Regions from separate parts of the Homo sapiens genome. Here region 2 is linked to region 1. The links are chromatin loops, found by intact Hi-C in ENCODE. Cell type or tissue: dorsolateral prefrontal cortex. All regions are shown on one strand. Links, peaks and the distances in the headings refer to the core of each region. The heading gives the core; the rest is flanking DNA.

Region 1 (8,326 bases), core at 261-8,260:
CCCTTGTCTCAGGGCAGGAGGGGAACAAGGCCATGTATGACTGCTCCAGGAGGGAGAGACAGATCTCCTGCAGTGGGGCAAGAATCGGGATGAGGCATGGCCAAGGTTTCCTCACATACACCCATCTTCTCCTCACAGTGTGGAAACTCCCCCTCCTCTCCACACCTTCATTTTCATTAGCGGGAAACTCTCACCTGGAGTCAGTTTAATCTTATTACCAGAAAGGGGTACCAATCCAGACCCCAAAAGAGAGTTCTTGGACCTCATGTAAGAACAAATTCAGGGTGAGTCCATAAAGTAAAAGCAAGTTTATTACAGAAGTAAAGAAACAAAAGAATGGCTACTCCATAGACAGAGCAGCAGCATGGTCTGCCTGACAATGTATACTTATAGTTATTTCTTGATTATGTGCTAAACAAGGGGTGGATTATTCATGAGTGTTCTGGGAAAGGGGCAGGCAATTCCCAGAACTGAGGGTTCCTACCTCTTGTTATACCACATAGGGTAACGTCTGGATATTGCCATGGTATTTGTAAACTGCCATGGCGCTTGTGGGAGTGTTTGTTAGCATGTTAATGCTTTATAATTAGTGTATAATAAGTAGTGAGGACCACATAAGGTCACTTTCTTTTCTTTTCTTTTTTTTTTTGAGACAGAGTCTCACTCCCTCGCCCAGGCTGGAGTGCAGCAGCGCAATCATAGCTCGCTGCAGCCTCTCTGCCTTCCTGCAGCCCCTGCCTCCCAGGCTCAAGCAATCCTCCCAGCTCAGCCTCCTGAGTAGCTGAGACTACAGCCACAGGCCACCACAATCAGCTAATTTTTGTATTTTTTGTAGAGATGGGGTATCACTGTGTTGCCCAGGGTGGCAGAGGTCACTTTCGTCGCCAACTTGGTTTTGGTGGGCTTTGGCTGGTTTCTTCAGCGCATTCTGTTTTATCAGTGGGGTCTTTATGACCTGTATCTTGTGATACCAGTCCTGCCGACCTCCTAGCTCATCCTGTGACTAAGAACGCCTAATCACCTGGGAATGCAGCCCAGTAGGTCTCACCCTTATTTTACCCAGCCCCTATTCAAGATGGTTTCACTCTGCTTCAAACACCCCTGACATTATGACTTAAATAAAGTCAACTTTATAAACCCTTTGTTCATAACACAACCCAAACAATTTGTTCTCTGAGGCTGACCTTCACAGATTTGCTTCATATATATCAATTACAGTCTGTCCCCAGCGACCCTGTGCATGCCAAAACCAAAACACTGCCCAGAAAATAGCTCCAGGCCTGAAGGTACCTCTGAAAGGTACAACCCCAGATAGGACAGAACCCCCGAGCGCATCTGCACGTGGGTCTTCTGCCATCCAGGGCTCTGCAGCTTCCCAGAATCCACACTCCTTCTGGAGCTGGAGGCCACCTTCAAGGGAGGGCGGGCTCCGGGGGAAGCCCCCAGGAGTTTGCAAAAGGAGCCCCCTTTCCCTCCTTTTGCAAACTCCAGACTAGCCTCAGCGGGGAGTCATTGGCCTCCGGCTCTGCTGCCCCCTACAGGTTATTAAGCCGCTTCTTACCCCATTGATCAGTTCCTAGAAACAAACACCCTCAATCCCAGTGTGTGAATAAGACGCCAGCAGAGTCTCTGCTTTCCTCCTGTGGTGCTTTTTTTTATTTTGTTTTGTTTGTTTGTTTGTGACGGAGTCTCGCTCTGTCGCCCAGGCTGGAGTGCAGTGGCGCGATCTCGGCTCACTGCAAGCTCCTCCTCCCGGGTTCAGGCCATTCTCCTGCCTCAGTCTCCTGAGTAGCTGGGACTACACAGGCGCCCGCCACCACGCGCGGCTAATTTTTTTTTTTTTTTTTTTTGGAGACTGAGTTTCACTCTTGTTGCCCAGGCCGGAGTGCAGTGGCGCGATCTCGGCTCACTACAAGCTCCGCCTCCCGGGTTCTCGCCATTCTCCTGCCGCAGCCTCCCGAGTAACTGGGACTACAGGTGCCGGCCACCGCGCCCGGCTAATTTTTTGTATTTTTAGTAGAGACGGGGTTTCACTGTGTTAGCCAGGATGCTCTCGATCTCCTGACCTCGTGATCCGCCCGCGTCGGCCTCCCAAAGTGTTGGAATTACAGGCGTGAGCCACCGCGCCCGGCCTCCTCCTGTGCGTTATGTATGACATAAGGAAAAACAGGCTGGGTGCGGTGGCTCATGCCTGTAATCCCAGCACTTTGGGAGGCCAAGGCGGGCAGATCATGAGGTCAGGAGTTCGAGACCAGCAGCCTGGCCAACATAGTGAAACCTCGTCTCTTCTAAAAATACAAAAAATTAGCCAGGCGTGGTGGCAGGCGCCTGTAGTCCCAGCTACTTGGGGGGCTGAGGAAGGAGAATCGCTTGAACCCGGGAGGGAGAGGTTGTGGTGAGCCGAGATCGCGCCACTGCACTCCAGCCTGGGCAACAAGAGTGAAACTCAGTCTCAAAAAAAAAAAAAAAAAAAAATTAGCCAGGCGAATAGCTTGAACCTGAGAGGTGGAGGTTGCAGTGAGCCGAGATGGCACCACTGCACTCCATCCTGGGCGACAGAACGAGACTCCATCAGAAAGAAAAGAAAGGAAGGAAAAAAAGAAGGGAAGGGAAAGGGACAGGAGGGGACGATAGGGGAGGGGAGGCGGTCGGGAGGGATGTGCAGCCCAGGAGGAGAAGGAAGGGGGCCAGGGAGGCTTAGTCAGTGGGCGGTGGGTGTGTGGGTGTGTGTCCTGTCAGCTTCACATTGTCCAAAGGATCAGAATTCAGTTGTGAGTTTATGAAAGTGAAAAGCAGGGAATGGCCTTTCTGGAAAACACATACTTCAAAGAAATGGGCTCAGTTCTTTCTTACTCAGATTTTGAACAACTCATTTTCACAACCCCAAACCCTCTGCAGGTCACATTTCCTCCTCTCATTTTGGTCTTGGCCTGAACCCTACCTGCTCTCCTTGCACCCTTGTTCCCAGCAAACCGAGGATTGGGCTGCTTATTCTCTGTGCCCAATAATGAGATGCAGATGAACTGGGAAAGAAGAGTTGCTTGCTTTATTTATTTTTTTTATTTTTTTGAAATGGAGGCTTGCTCTGTCTCCCAGGCTGGAGTGCAGTGGCGCGATCTTGGCTCACTGAACCTCCACCTCTCTGGTTCAAGCGATTCTTGTGCCTCACTCAGCCTCTCGAGTAACTGAGATTACAGGCATGCACCACCACGCCTGGCTAATTTTTGTATTTTTAGTAGAGACGGGGTTTCACCATGCTGGCCTCCAACTCCTGGCCTCAAGTGATGTGCCCGCCTGGGCAGCCCAAAGTGCTGGGATTACAGGCGTGAGCCACCGTGCCTGGCCTAGGTTTTTAACGGTATTCCTAAGGAAACACAAATCATGGCATGAGTGTGTCCTCTCTAGAAAAAGAATTAAATACAATGGTTGAAGTAAGAGTAGAAACTCCACCTTGGAGTCTTCTCCCTTAATGTGACACAAACATCATAGGTGAGTCTTCCAGACACGATTCCGCCACAACTTTTTTTTTTTGAGGCAGAGTTTTGCTTTTGTTGTCCATGCTGGAGTGCAATGGCACGATTTCCACTCACCGCAACCTCTGCCTCCTGGGTTCAAGCGATTCTCCTGCCTCAGCCTCCCAAGTATCTGGGATTACAGGCATGCACCACCATGCCCAGCTAATTTTTGTATTTTTAGTAGAGACAGGGTTTCTCGATGTTGGTCAGGCTGGTCTTGAACTCCCGACCTCAGGTGATCTGCCTGCCTTGGCCTCCCAAAGTGCTAAGATTACAGGCGTGAGCCACTGCACCCGGCCTCCCCCACAACTTATTACAGGCTGCCAAAGAGTCAGGCAAAACAGTGCTGGCATCCTCTTTTTCTCTGAAAAATGTGTGCTATCCCTCCCCTTGGCCTCTCGCCCACCCTACTCCCCGTCTTTGCTTTCTTCCTGTCCCCTCATTGTGTCCAGCCAGTGCCATTGTGTCCAGACCGTGGGTTCCTCAGTGGCCATTGCCTCCACCACCATGATATGGAAATTTTTTCTTAATTAATAGAGATGTGGGCTCACTATTTTGCCCAGGCATTTCTTGAACTCCTGGGTTCAAGTGATCCTCTGGCCTCAGCCTCCCAAACCGATAGAATTATGGGCGCAAGCCACCATGCCCAGCCTAGAAGTCTTTTAATGCATTTACATTTTCTTAGAATTTTCCTTCTTTACTTTACATACACACACAGGAGGAAAGCAGGGACTCTGTTGGTTTCTTGGGTTTTTTGTTTGTTTGTTTGTTTGTTTGTTTGTTTGTTTGAGACAGAGTCTTGCTCAGTCGCCCAGGCTGGAGTGCAGTGGCGCAATCTCGGCTCACTGCAAGTTCCAGCTTCCGGGTTCACGCCATTCTCCCGCCTCAGCCTCCCGAGTAGCTGGGACTACAGGCACACACCACCACACCTGGATTTTTTTTGTATTTTTAGTAGAGACAGGGTTTCACCGTGTTAGCCAGGTCGATCTTCTGACCTTGTGATCCGCCCGCCTCGGCCTCCCAAAGAGCTGGGATTGAGCACTTTGCCAGGTGTGAGCCACTGCGCCCGGCCGGTTTCTTGTTTTTAAAAGATGAGGTTGAAGATCTTTTTGTCTGATCATGGAGGTGAAATGCAGGTGAATAACCTGCAGGGGGCAGCAGAGTCTGAGGCCGGTGACTCCACGCTGAGGCCAGCCTGGAGCCTACAAAGGGAAGAAAACGGAGCTCCCCTGAGGGCTTCCCAGGCAGCCCTCCCTCCCCAGCAGGTGGCATCCAGCTGCGCAGAGCAGCTGCAGAACGGCTGTGGATTCTGAGAAGGTGCAGAGGCCTGAAAAGCTGGAAACCTTAGTGCAGATCCCCTGGGGGTTCTGTCCTTTCTGGGTTTGCCTGTCTGGAGCCTGGGGCCATTTTCCGGACAATGCTTTGGTTTTGATATGTGTAGGGTCACTAGGGTCAATAGTGTAATTTGTATATATGAAGAAAATGCGTCCAGGCACCCTGGCTCTTGTCTCTAATCCCAACACTTTGGGAGGGCGAGGTGGGTGATTAGGTTGAGCACCGGAGTTCAAGACCAGCCTGGGCAATATGGTGAGACCCCATCACTACAAAAAATACAAAAATTAGCTGGTTGTGGTGGTGAATGCATGTATCCCCAGCTACTCAGGAGGCTGAGGTGGGAGGAACGATTGAGCCCTGGAGGCTGCAGTGAGCTGTGATCGCACCACCACACTTAAGCCTAGGTGACAGTGAGACTCTGTCTCCAAAAAAAATGTGTGGTAAGTCAGGCTCAGAGACAGAATTGTTTGGGATGTTGAGAAAGAGTTAATGAAGTTGACAGTTTATTCAGGTCACAAACTTAAACTCACCGCAGGTGAGAGTTTCCTGACAGTGAAAATAAAGTTCTGGAAGGAGAGAGCATTTTCACACTGTGACGAGGAATGTGGATGTGAGAAGGCCTTGGCCTTGCCTCATTCCAAATTATCTTGACCTGCAGAACATCTGTCTCTCCCTCCTGATGTAGTCTTGCCTGGCCTCATCTGGGCTCCTCTCCTACTCTGAGGCAAGGGGATAGCTTTGATGGAGCGATAGGCTCTTGACCCCCAAAACATTTGCTAAAATATCGTTGACATAAAGCTGATTAATATGAGAAAGGCATATGAATTTATTTACCATGTATACAGGGCTGCCTTTAGTAAGAAGACCCACCCAACAATAAGATAGAAAAGCTTATATACCATCTTGAGGCTGTTACTAAGGGAGGAGACCACCCGTCATATTGTCGTATGCCCAATTTCTGCCTCCAAAGAAAGAAGAAGTAAAAACTAAAAGGCAGAAATGAAATCCACAAGCAGACAGCCCGGCGCCTCACCCTGGGCCTGGTAGTTAAAGATGGACCCCTGACCTAATCAGTTATGTTATCTATAGAGTACGCACATTGTATAGAAAAGCACTGTGAAAATCCCTGTCCTGTTCTGTTCCGGTCTAATTACCGGTGTATGTAGCCCCCAGTCACGTACCCCCTGCTTGCTGAATCGATCACGACCCTCTCAAGTAGACCCCCTTAGAGTTGTGAGCCCTTAAAAGAGACAGGAATTGCTCACTCAGGGAGCTCGGCTCTTGAGACAGGAGTCTTGCCGATGCTCCCTGCCCAGTAAAACGCGTCCTTCTTTAACTCCGTGTCTGAGGGGTTTTGTCTGCGGTTTGTCCTGCTACATTACCAGAAAGGGGTCCTAATTCAGACTCCGGGAGAGAGTTCTTGGTTCTCATGAAAGAACTCAGGGTGAGTCCTTAGAGTAAAGTGAAAGCAAGTTTATTAGAGAAGTAAAATCTCAGGCCAGGAGCGGTGGCTCATGCCTGTAATCCTAGCACTTTGGGAGGCTGAGGCTGCCAGATCACCTGAGGTCAGGAGTTCAAAACTAGCCTGGGCAACACGGTGAAACCCTGTCTGTACTAAAAATACAAAAAAAATTAGCCAGGCATGGCTGCATGTGCCTGTAGTCCCAGCTACTCGGGAGGCTGGGGCAGTGAGGTGGAGGTTGCAGTGAGCTGAGATTGCACCACCACAATCCAGCCTGGGCAATAGAGGGATACTCCATCTCCAATAAAAAAAAATGAATTGGGTTTAACATTAATAAAATATCAGTAATAATTATAATTTTTATGTGAAATTACTGTGTGTCACAGAAATGACCAGACCTTAATAATGGATGTTCTTCGCCGGGTGCAGTGGCTCAAAGTGCTGTAATCCCAGCACTTTGGGAGGAAGAAGTGGGTGGATCACGACGTCAGGGATTCAAGACCAGCCTGGCCAACATGGTGAAACCCTGTCTGTACTAAAAATACAAAAAATTAGCTGGGTGTAGTGGTACATACCTGTAATCCCAGCTACTCAGGAGGCTGTGGCAGGAGAATTGCTTGAACCCAGGAGGCAGAGGAGATCTAGACCATCCTGGCTAACACGGTGAAACCCCCTCTCTACTAAAAATACAAAAAAAAAATTAGCCGGGCGTGGTGGCAGGCGCCTGTAGTCCCAGCTACTCGGGAGGCTGAGGCAGGAGAATGGCGTGAACCCAGGAGGCGGAGCTTGCAGTGAGCTAAAATCGCACCACTGGACTCCAGCCTGGGTGACAGAGCGAGACTCCGTCTCAAAAAAATAAAAATAAAAATAAAAACCCGGGTGGACAAGAAACAAAAAATAAAAAGAATTTTAAAACTGTAAAACTGTTGTTGAGTACTAATGTGCTCATAACTATTGAGCAGAACAGAAGTTTATGACATAGACTGAACTAAGGGAAGACTAAAATAATCTTTTTATAGCTTTTTGTTTAAAATATTGCTAATTCTTTTGTTTTTCAAAGTCCAGAAAAACTTTTTTTTTTTTTTTTTTGAGATGGAATCTCACTTTGTCACCCAGGCTGGAGTGCAGTCACTCAATCTCAGCATCTCGCTCACTGCAACCTCCACCTCCCAGGTTCAAGTAATTCTCCTGCCTCAGCCTCCAGAGTAGCTGGGATTACAGGCACCCGCCACCAGGCCTGGCTAATTTCTGTATTTTTTAGTAGAGACTGGGTTTCGCCATGTTGGCCAGCTGGTCTTGAGCTCCTGACCTTAGGTGATCTGCCCGCCTTGGCCTCCCAAAGTGCTGGGATTACAGGCGTGAGCCACCGTGCCTGGCCATAGGTATCACTTTCTTTACGGCCCAGAACAAATAGCCCTCCTAAACAAATAATGTACATAACTCACAAATTTCTTGCTTACCATCAAAAACCTTGATTTATCAAACATTTCAGGTGACAAAACAATGCAAGTTCCCAAGTTGCATTCTATAAAATCTCTAGCAAACCTTTGTTTCTTTGCAGCCGGCTCCCTTCTGCTGGTTCTGCCTGTTGCCTTCTTGCAAGGTACTTTCATATTTTCCTTAATAAATCTGCCTTTTTTTTTTTTTTTTTTTTTTTTTTTACCTACAACTGTCTTGGTAAATCCCTTTTTTTTTTTTTTTTTTTTTTTGAGATGGAGTCTTGCTCTGTTGCCCAGGCTGGAGTGCAGTGGCACAATCTCGACTCACTGCAGCCTTTGCCTCCCGATTCTCCAGCGATTCTCCTGCCTCAGCCTCCTGGGTAGTTGGGATTACAGGCGCCCACCACCAAGCCCGGCTAATTTTTGTATTTTTAGTAGAGATGGGGTTTCGCCACATTGGCCAGGCTGGTTTCAAACTCCTGACCTCAGGTGATCCGCCCGCCTCGGTCTCCCAAAGTGCTGGGATTACAGGTGTGAGCCACATCGCCCGGCCAGTCTTGATAAATTCTTTTACC
Region 2 (8,326 bases), core at 70-8,069, 310 kb after region 1:
GGAAAAAAAAAGTAAATGAAGGGTTTTTTTGTTTCTACAAAAATTGGACCTCCCCCTCCCCCTCTGCCTCCCCCTCCCCCTCTCGCTGTCCCCACGGTCTCCCTCTCCCTCTCCCTCTCCCTCTCCCTCCACGGTCTCCCTCTGATGCCGAGCGGAGGCTGGACTGTAGTGCCGCCATCTCGGCTCACTGCAACCTCCCTGCTGGATTCTCCTGCTTCAGCCTGCGGAGAGCCTGGGATTGCAGGAGCACGCCACCACGCCTGACTGGTTTTCATATTTTTTTGGTGGAGACGGGGTTTCACCGTGTTGGCCGGGCTGGTCTCCAGCTCCTAACCGCGAGTGATCTGCCAGCCTCGGCCTCCCGAGGTGCAGGGATTGCAGACGGAGTCTCGTTCACTCAGTGCTCAATGTTGCCCAGGCTGGAGTGCAATGGCGTGATCTCGGCTCGCTACAACCTCCACCTCCCAGCCGCCTGCCTTGGCCTCCCAAAGTGCCGAGATTGCAGCCTCTGCCTGGCTGCCACCCCATCTGGGAAGCGAGGAGCATCTCTGCCTGGCTGCCCATCATCTGGGATGTGAGGAGCCCCTCTGCCTGGCCGCCCAGTCTGGGAAGTGAGGAGCACCTCTTCCTGGCCGTCATCCCGTCTAGGAAGTGAGGAGCATCTCTGCCCAGCTGCCCATCGTCTGAGATGTGGGGAGCGCCTCTGCCCCGCCGCCCCATCTGGGATGTGAGGAGCGCCTCTGCCCAGCGGCGACCCCGTCTGGGAACTGAGGAGTGTCTCTGCCCGACCGCCACCCCGTCTGGGAGGTAAGGAGCGTCTCTGCCCGGCCGCCCCGTCTGTGAAGTGAGGAGCCCCTCCGCCCAGCAGCCGCCCCGTCTGGGAAGTGAGGAATGTCTCCGCCCGGCAGCCGCCCCCTCCAGGAGGTGGGGGACAGCTCCCGCCCGGCCAGCCACCCCGTCCGGGAGGGAGGTGGGGGGCAGCCCCCGCCTGGCAGCCGCCCCCTCCGGGAGGTGGGGGGCGCCTCTGCCCGGCCGCCCCGTCTGGGAGGTGGGGGGCCCCTCTGCCCGGCCGCCACCCCGTCTGGGAGGTGTACCCAGCAGCTCATTGAGAGTGGGCCATGATGACGATGGCGGTTTTGTCGAGTGGAAGTGGGGGAAGTGTGGGGAAAGGAAAGAGAAATCAGATTGTTGTTGTGTCTGTGTAGAAAGAAGTAGACACGGGAGACTCCATTTTGTTCTGTACTAAGAAAAATTCTTCTGCCTTGGGAAAAAAAAAAAAAATTGGAGGCTGAGGAGGCAGATCACTTGAGGTCAGGAGTTCAAGACCAGCCTGGCCAACATAGTGAAACCCCGTCTCTACTAAAAATACAAAAAACAAAACAAAAAAAAAATTAGCCAGGTGTGGTGGTGCAGGCCTGTAATCCCAGCTACTCGGGAGGCTGAGATGGGAGGATCGTTTGAACCCAGAAGGCAGAGGTTGCAGTAAGCTGAGATCGCACAACTGCATTCCAGCCTGGGCAACAGTGCGAAGCTCCGTCTCAAAAAAAAAAAAAAAAAAAAAAGGAATAGATGGCTACATATGTGACCTGTTTTCTGAAATCTAACTATTTCTGGCCTCTATGGAAATACTTTCTCTATCAATCTCTAATCTTATAGTTAATAAAACGTTGAAGCTGAAAAGAGTGAGTATCTCTTTTCAATGTGACAACCTCAGGGATGGGCAGCACTGACTCGAACACAAACAAGTCTAACTCAGGTGTCAGGTCATCCCATCTCCTGGGACATTAGTCACCCCCATCTGCTCAGTAAAGTGCTCAGTGACCACCCACCACCACCCCAGGAGATACTTCACTGTGTGCTTTTCAGGCTCATGCACACCTGACCTGAATGGGAGGTTCTTGCACAACTGGAATGAGTGGGTTCTCCAGTGCTTACATATTGTTTTCTCTCTTCATTAGTCTGAGAGTCAGGAAGGAAGAGATCACTTCTGTCTTCTCCCCCAAATACAATCATTCAACTGGCTGACCAGCCGTGTGTCCCCAAGGAATGGAAACTGGGGTTGGGGAAGAACAAGGTGATTGTCCCAAGGGTTAGCTTTTTATAGAAATGGTATACCAGAATATTCCTCCCATCCCACCCAGGGCATCCAGCTGTTCTCTGTGAGGCCCCACCCCAACACCTCAGGCTGCTCACTGGGAGAAATGACCCAGGGACTGATATTCACTGGACCCTCCCAGAGACAGGGCAGCTGTGTGTATCTTGGGTCAACCCCAGGCAGTTCTGAAACAGAACCAGGAAAAGGCAGAGAGTGGGCTGAGAACACATCACCCCATAAAGTTTCTAAAGGGGACTTTCAATGTTGATTAGGTATCCGTACCCAGGGGAAAGAAAAGGAGAGACACAAAGGTTTTTTTGTTTGTTTTTTTGTTTTTTACAGTGCAGTGTCAGGTTATTCTCTGCTTCCTCACATGTGAAATGTTCAGGAACACAAATCTTTTAAGAAGCCGGCCGGGCGCGGTGGTCACGCCTGTAATCCCAGCACTTTGGGAGGCCGAGGCGGGCGGATCACCTGAGGTCATGAGTTCGAGATGAGCTTGGCCAACATGGTGAAACCCCGTCGCTACTAAAAATACAAAAAATTAGCCGGGTGTGGTGGTGGGTGCCTGTAATTCCAGCTACTCGGGAGGGTGAGACAGGAGAATTTCTTGAACCCGGGAGGCGGAGGTTGCGGTGAGCCGACATCGCACCATTGCACTCCAGCCTGGGCAACAAGAGCACAACTCCATCTCAAAAAAAAAAAAAAGAAAGAAAGAAAAAAAGAAGCCATCCATTGCTCTCTGAAAACAAAATGAAAATTAAAATACTGGGACTCTGAAATTTAGCACGGGTGGGGCGGAGGAGGGAGGAGTTCATGATGTTGCTGTGAACTGAGGAGGGAAAGTTAGCCTGCGTAAGGCTCTGGAAACCAAGGGAGTTACTACCACCCCTAGGAGGAGTTAGAATGAGGGAACAGGGTAGTGGATTTGAGACCCTGCTACCCCCATCTCTGAAAAACTCGAAGAGGAATCAGTCACCCTGGGAAGAAAAGAAGGGACTGGGGACCCCGCAGACCACAGCTCCTCCCGTGCACAAACCCCACGCAAGAATCTGGATTCTGATTGCAGTTAGATATTAACCAGGTACCCTGAGCCCCACTGCCTCGCGGGGGCCGCCTTCCTGAGAGTCAGGTCACAGAAGACACTGACCGCCGGCTTCTGCATTGTGCCTGGGGATAAGATCTCGGAGAGCTGCTCGAGTTGCCCAAGTTCTTTCTCAGATCTTGAATTCCAACGGAAAGGCTGGCGCCAAGCAGGGTGAAAACCCCACGAGGGAACCCACTCAGCAGGAGAATGCGGTTTCTTCACCTCCCGTCCCAGGATTCGCCTGTCACTTCCCCACCAACCAGCGACCCCACACTTCAGCCGCCCCTGTCCAGACCCCTAAACACCCCCATCCCCAAACCTCTCATGGAGGCGGAACTGGGGTCTTCTCTCCTCTCCCCCTATTAAACTGTTTCTGCTGCAGGCCTTGGAGTCTCGGTGCAGTGACTCGGACCGCGAACCTGTGCCGGTTACAGCCGCACAATCTGGGAAGACGCGGAGCTGTGGGCATGGAGCTGCCCCAGAGAGGGCGCGGGAGCCGGGGCCGCAGTTGCTGCGCAGAAACGGGACAGGACGCCCGGGGTCCCGGCTGCCGGCCCAGCCCCCAGCTCCCACCCCGCGGCCGAGGGGACTGAAGGCCGGCTGGGCCAGGGGAACTCGGGTCCACAGACCCCGCAGTCGCCGCGGGGACGCCCGGGTCCCGCCACAGCCGGTTCTGGCCGGTTCCAACCAGTCCTTCGCCCTGCCCCAGGACGCCGGGCCCCGCACACTCACCATTTCCCGGCTTCCGCGGTGTCCCGTGTTCTCCCCAAGGTTCCCCGCTGCCAGCATAGGACTCAGCGTGACAGTGCCTGCCACTGACCTGCCAGGGCTTCTCTCAGCTACAGAGCCAGGAGCGGGAGCTCAGAGGGGTGTAGAAAGCTCCACCCTCCTCCCGGCAGCGCGCCTGACTGGCAGTTCCCAAGAACTCGCCCCCAACACTGATTGGGTAGAGCTCCAAATTCCGCCCCCCCAGGGAACTGATTGACAGAAGAAGGATCTTACACGGCTGAGTGGAGCGAGATGAAGCGGTTCCAGACACAGCCCTTGATAGGGTGGGCTTCCTCCCTTCGCTGTGACCTGACCCCTCCCAGGGGACATTTGCATTTAAGCGGAATTTCCTGCCTGTACTCAATGGGCTCTTCCTGCTCCTTCTTCCTGGACGGGGACCCACAAGTGTGTGCTGGGAATTCGAGACTCACTGCCCAGTGGAGCCATCCCCTGGCCTCAGAGCGGTAGGGGAGGCCCAGGCCACACAAACCACACTGAAGCAGGAGGGAAGGCCTGGTGTCCTCCAGGGATCAGGAATTTAGGATGAGACTGCTGGCTCCATGGTCAAGCCTTTCTCCCACCTTATCTCCCAATCTACTCATTCTCAGACCAGAAAATAAAAACACATCAACAATGAAATAAAATTGTTAAATGCATGGAAAATCTGGAATTATATGGCAGTAATCTTCTATAAAGGAATCAAAAGAAGGGAAAAGAAAAAACCTGAATTAGTTCAGAGAAATTTCAGCCACAGTTCAGCAGGAAACCCCCTTTCAGGAGGTTAAACATATTTTCAAGCTTAGAAGGCAGATTCTGACTCCTGAAGTTGAGTCCCAGAGTGTGTAACCAGCAGCTTAGCAGCTGAGTCTCAAACCACGTTTTAAACCTTTTTTTTCTTCTTCTTTCCCTTTTCCTCTTTCCCCTCCTGATCTCAAGATAATAACTTCGAGATAAACTGCATAGATGTTACCTCTCATCTTAAAATACAGCCTCAGAATGTGCTGTGAACTTCCACTCCCTTTCCTTTCCCATACTACACTGCCATGCCTTATGCACATTTATTTTTATTTTATTTTTTTGGAGACGGAGTCTCACTCTGTCACCCAGGACAGACTGTAGTGGCTCAATCTTGGCTCACTGCAACCTCCGCCTCCCAAGTTGAAGCAATTCTCCTGCCTCAGCCTCCCGAGTAGCACACTGGACTACAGGTGCACGCTGCCATGCCCAGCTAATTTTTTTGTATTTTAGTAGAGACAGGGTTTCACCATGTTGCCCAGGCTGGTCGTGAACTCCTGAGCTCAGGCAATCCGCCGGCCTCGGCCTCCCAAAGTGTTAGGATTACAGGCGTGAGCCACCACGCCTGGCCTGTGCACATTTATTTACCTAAATACTTATTAAGCACACACCATGCTCTCTTATTTGGTCATATATTTCCTTAGAAGCTTCAGGGGTTGGATCTTGTTAGGTACCAGGCACCTCTGGAATTCTCTTTCCAACAAAAGATTACTTCAAAGACAGAACCCACACCCAGCTGAAGAGTGACTACTATCGGGGAAACCAGCCCCCAATATTTCAACGTAGGTTCTATTTTCCCTAAGTGTCGGCCCATCTGAGAAATTAAGAGAAAGAGTACAAAGAGAAGAATTTTACAGCTGGGCCTCCAGGGGTGACATCACATATCGGCAGGTTCCATGATGCCCACCTGGGCTGCAAAACCAGCAAGTTTTTATTAGGGATTCTAATAGGGGAGGGGGTGTACGAACAGGGAGTAAGTCACAAAGATCACATGCCTCAAAGGGCAATAAAAGATCACAAGGCAAAGGCAAAATTAGAATTACTGATGAGGGTCTGTGTCCTGCTGTGCATGCACTGTCTTGATAAACATCTTAACAGGAAACAGGGTTCGAGAGCAGACAACCAGTCTGACTAGAATTTACCAGGCTGGAACTTCCCAATCCTAGTAAGCCTGAGGGCACTGCAGGAGACCAGGGCGTATTTCAGTCCTTATCTCAACTGCATTAAGACAGATACTCGCAGAGCAGCCATCTATAGACCTACCCCCAGGAATGCATTCCTTCCCCAGGGTCTCAATTATTATTATTATATATATTTTTTTGAGACAGAGTCTCACGCTCTGTCCCCCAGGCTGGAGTGCAGTGGCACAATCTCGGCTCACTGCAACTTCTGCCTCCTGGGTTCACACTGTTCTCCTGCCTAAGCCTCCCAAGTAGCTGGGACTACAGGCGCGTGCCACCATGCCCGGCTAATTTTTTGTATTTTTAGTAGAGAAGGGGTTTCACCGTGTTAGCCAGGATGGTCTCGATCTCCTGATATTGTGATCCACCCGCCTCGGCCTCTCAAAGTGCTGGGATTACAGGCATGAGCCACCACACCTGGAAGGGTCTCAATTATTAATATTCCTTGCTGGGAAAAGAATTCAGTGATATTTCTCCTACTCACATGTCCGTCTATAGGCTCTCTGCAAGAAGAAAAATATGGCTTTATTCTGCCCAACCCCACAGGCAGTCAGACCTTATGGTTATCTTTCCTTGTTCCCAGAAAATCGCTGTTATTCTATTCTTTTTCAGGGTGCACTGATTTCATATCATTCAAATACAAATGTTTTACAAACAATTTGTACAGTTAATGCAATCATCACGGGGTCCTGAGGTGACATACATCCTTAGCTTACGAAGATAACAGGATTAAGAGATTAAAGTAAGACAGGCATAAGAAATTATAAAAGTATTAATTTTGGGAACTAATAAATGTCCATGAAATCTTCACAATTTATGTTCAGAGACTGCAGTAAAGACAGGCGTAAGAAATTATAAAAGTATTAATTTTGGAAACTGATAAATGTCCATGAAATCGTCACAATTTATGTTCTTCTGCCGTGGCTTCAGCCGGTCCCTCCATTCGGGGTCCCTTAGTTCCCGCAACAGACTACAAGATTGACTGCAACTAATGTATAACCTGGCAGGATCCACGACGGAGAAGTCCCTTCACCAAATGGGACAATAATTCAAGAGGGGCAACCAGAGCAAGTCACGCCACCTGGTACCTCTAGCCCCGCTTGCCTCTTCTGCATTCCAAACCCTTTCTTTAAAAACCCCTGGGTTCTCTCCACAAATTGAACAGTGGAATTGCTTTCTGCTCTTCCCCTGCTAGGACAGATAATAAAGAAATCTCGTTCCCTCTTATCACAACTCATTATTATTTTGACTTCTTTCCACACGCGGTGAGCAGCCAGACCCTTTTGCCAGTTACAAGTGGGATCAGCACCTGGTGATGGGGCAGAGGCACTGAAGGATTTAGGGATGAGGGAGCTCAACTTGCCCTCCTGTGTCCTCTGCGCAGTGTGAAAATGCTCTCTCCTTCAAGACTTTAAATATTAATGAATTAAATGCTCCAATCAAAAGCCAAGGCATTAGAATTTGAAAATATAAAGATTTCCCATATTTGTATGAAATACAAGTGTCACTGGTAAACTGAGTTCTTTCTCTAGTTTGTATGAGTCACAAAGAAAGAATACCTAATGGAACAAAAAAAAAAGGCAAGCAGGATTTATTTTCTGGCCAGAGAAGGAGAAGGGGTCAGAGTCAGCTCTTGCTCCGAAGATACTTCCTCCTCCTAGAGCTGTGGGAAGCTGGGTAATTTTAAGCAGCTAGATATGGGAAGGGGAAGTTTGTAATATGGGTAGAAAGGAACTTCAGATGTTCACAAATCATAAACATGTCTCTTTATACCACACATGTTCAAAAGGCCAGCCGGGTGCAGTGGCTCACGCCTGTAATCCCAGCACTTTGGGAGGCCGAGGCGGGTGGATCACCTGAGGTCGGGAGTTTGAAACCAGCCTGACCGACATGGAGAAACCCCATCTCTACTAAAAATACGAAATTAGCCAGGCATGGTGGTGCACGCCTATAATCCCAGCTACTTGGGAGGCTGAGGCAAGAGAATCGCTTGAACCCAGGAGGCAGGGGTTGCAGTGAGCACTCCAGCCTGGGCAACAAGAGCGAAACTCCATCTCAAAACAAAACAATGGGCCGGGCGCAGTGGCTTACACCTGTAATCCTAGCACTTTGGGAGGCTGAGGCAGGCGGATCACGAGGTCAGGAGATCGAGACCATCCTGGGTAACATAGTGAAACCCCGTCTCTACTAAAACAATAAAATAAAATAAAAATTAGCTGGGCGTGGTGGTGCATGCCTGTAATCCCAGCTACTCAGGAGGCTGAGGCAGGAGAATCACTTGAACCCAGGAGGCAGAAGTTGCAGTGAGCTGAGATCGTGTCACTGCACTCCAGCCTGGCGACAAAGCTAGACTCCATCTAAAAAAAAAAAAACACGACGAGAAAGCTGCCGTGACTTTCT

The links. Hi-C counts contacts between places; a loop is a spot of excess contacts. Peaks named below come from ENCODE experiments on the same cell type or tissue, not always from the same donor. Only the 100,000 strongest peaks of a DNase experiment are listed, where the experiment ranks them.
Region 2: it touches region 1 in a loop (2.3-fold over the local background); 3 of 110 quality-filtered maps call a loop at or near these places.

What each region holds. Positions count from the first base shown.
Region 1 is chr19:12,054,978-12,063,303 of GRCh38, forward strand. No RefSeq gene overlaps it. Among named protein-coding and RNA genes, the nearest start is that of ZNF844, 5.6 kb to the right of the region's middle. In dorsolateral prefrontal cortex, for the core only: CTCF peaks have their summits at 1,547 (motif pointing left), 4,677 (motif pointing right) and 4,885; a DNase peak (open chromatin) is centred at 4,674; H3K4me3 peaks cover 407 bases.
Region 2 is chr19:12,361,619-12,369,944 of GRCh38, forward strand. ZNF442 (zinc finger protein 442) reads right to left here and starts at 4,065. Exons shown (of 6, transcript NM_030824.3): 1 at 3,915-4,065; 2 at 3,184-3,625; 3 at 1,936-2,053. The coding sequence starts at 2,013. RefSeq lists a silencer at 3,599-3,778 and an enhancer at 3,879-3,978. In dorsolateral prefrontal cortex, for the core only: CTCF peaks have their summits at 4,373 and 4,572; DNase peaks (open chromatin) are centred at 3,283, 3,633 and 4,103; H3K4me3 peaks cover 2,186 bases; H3K27ac peaks cover 1,971 bases.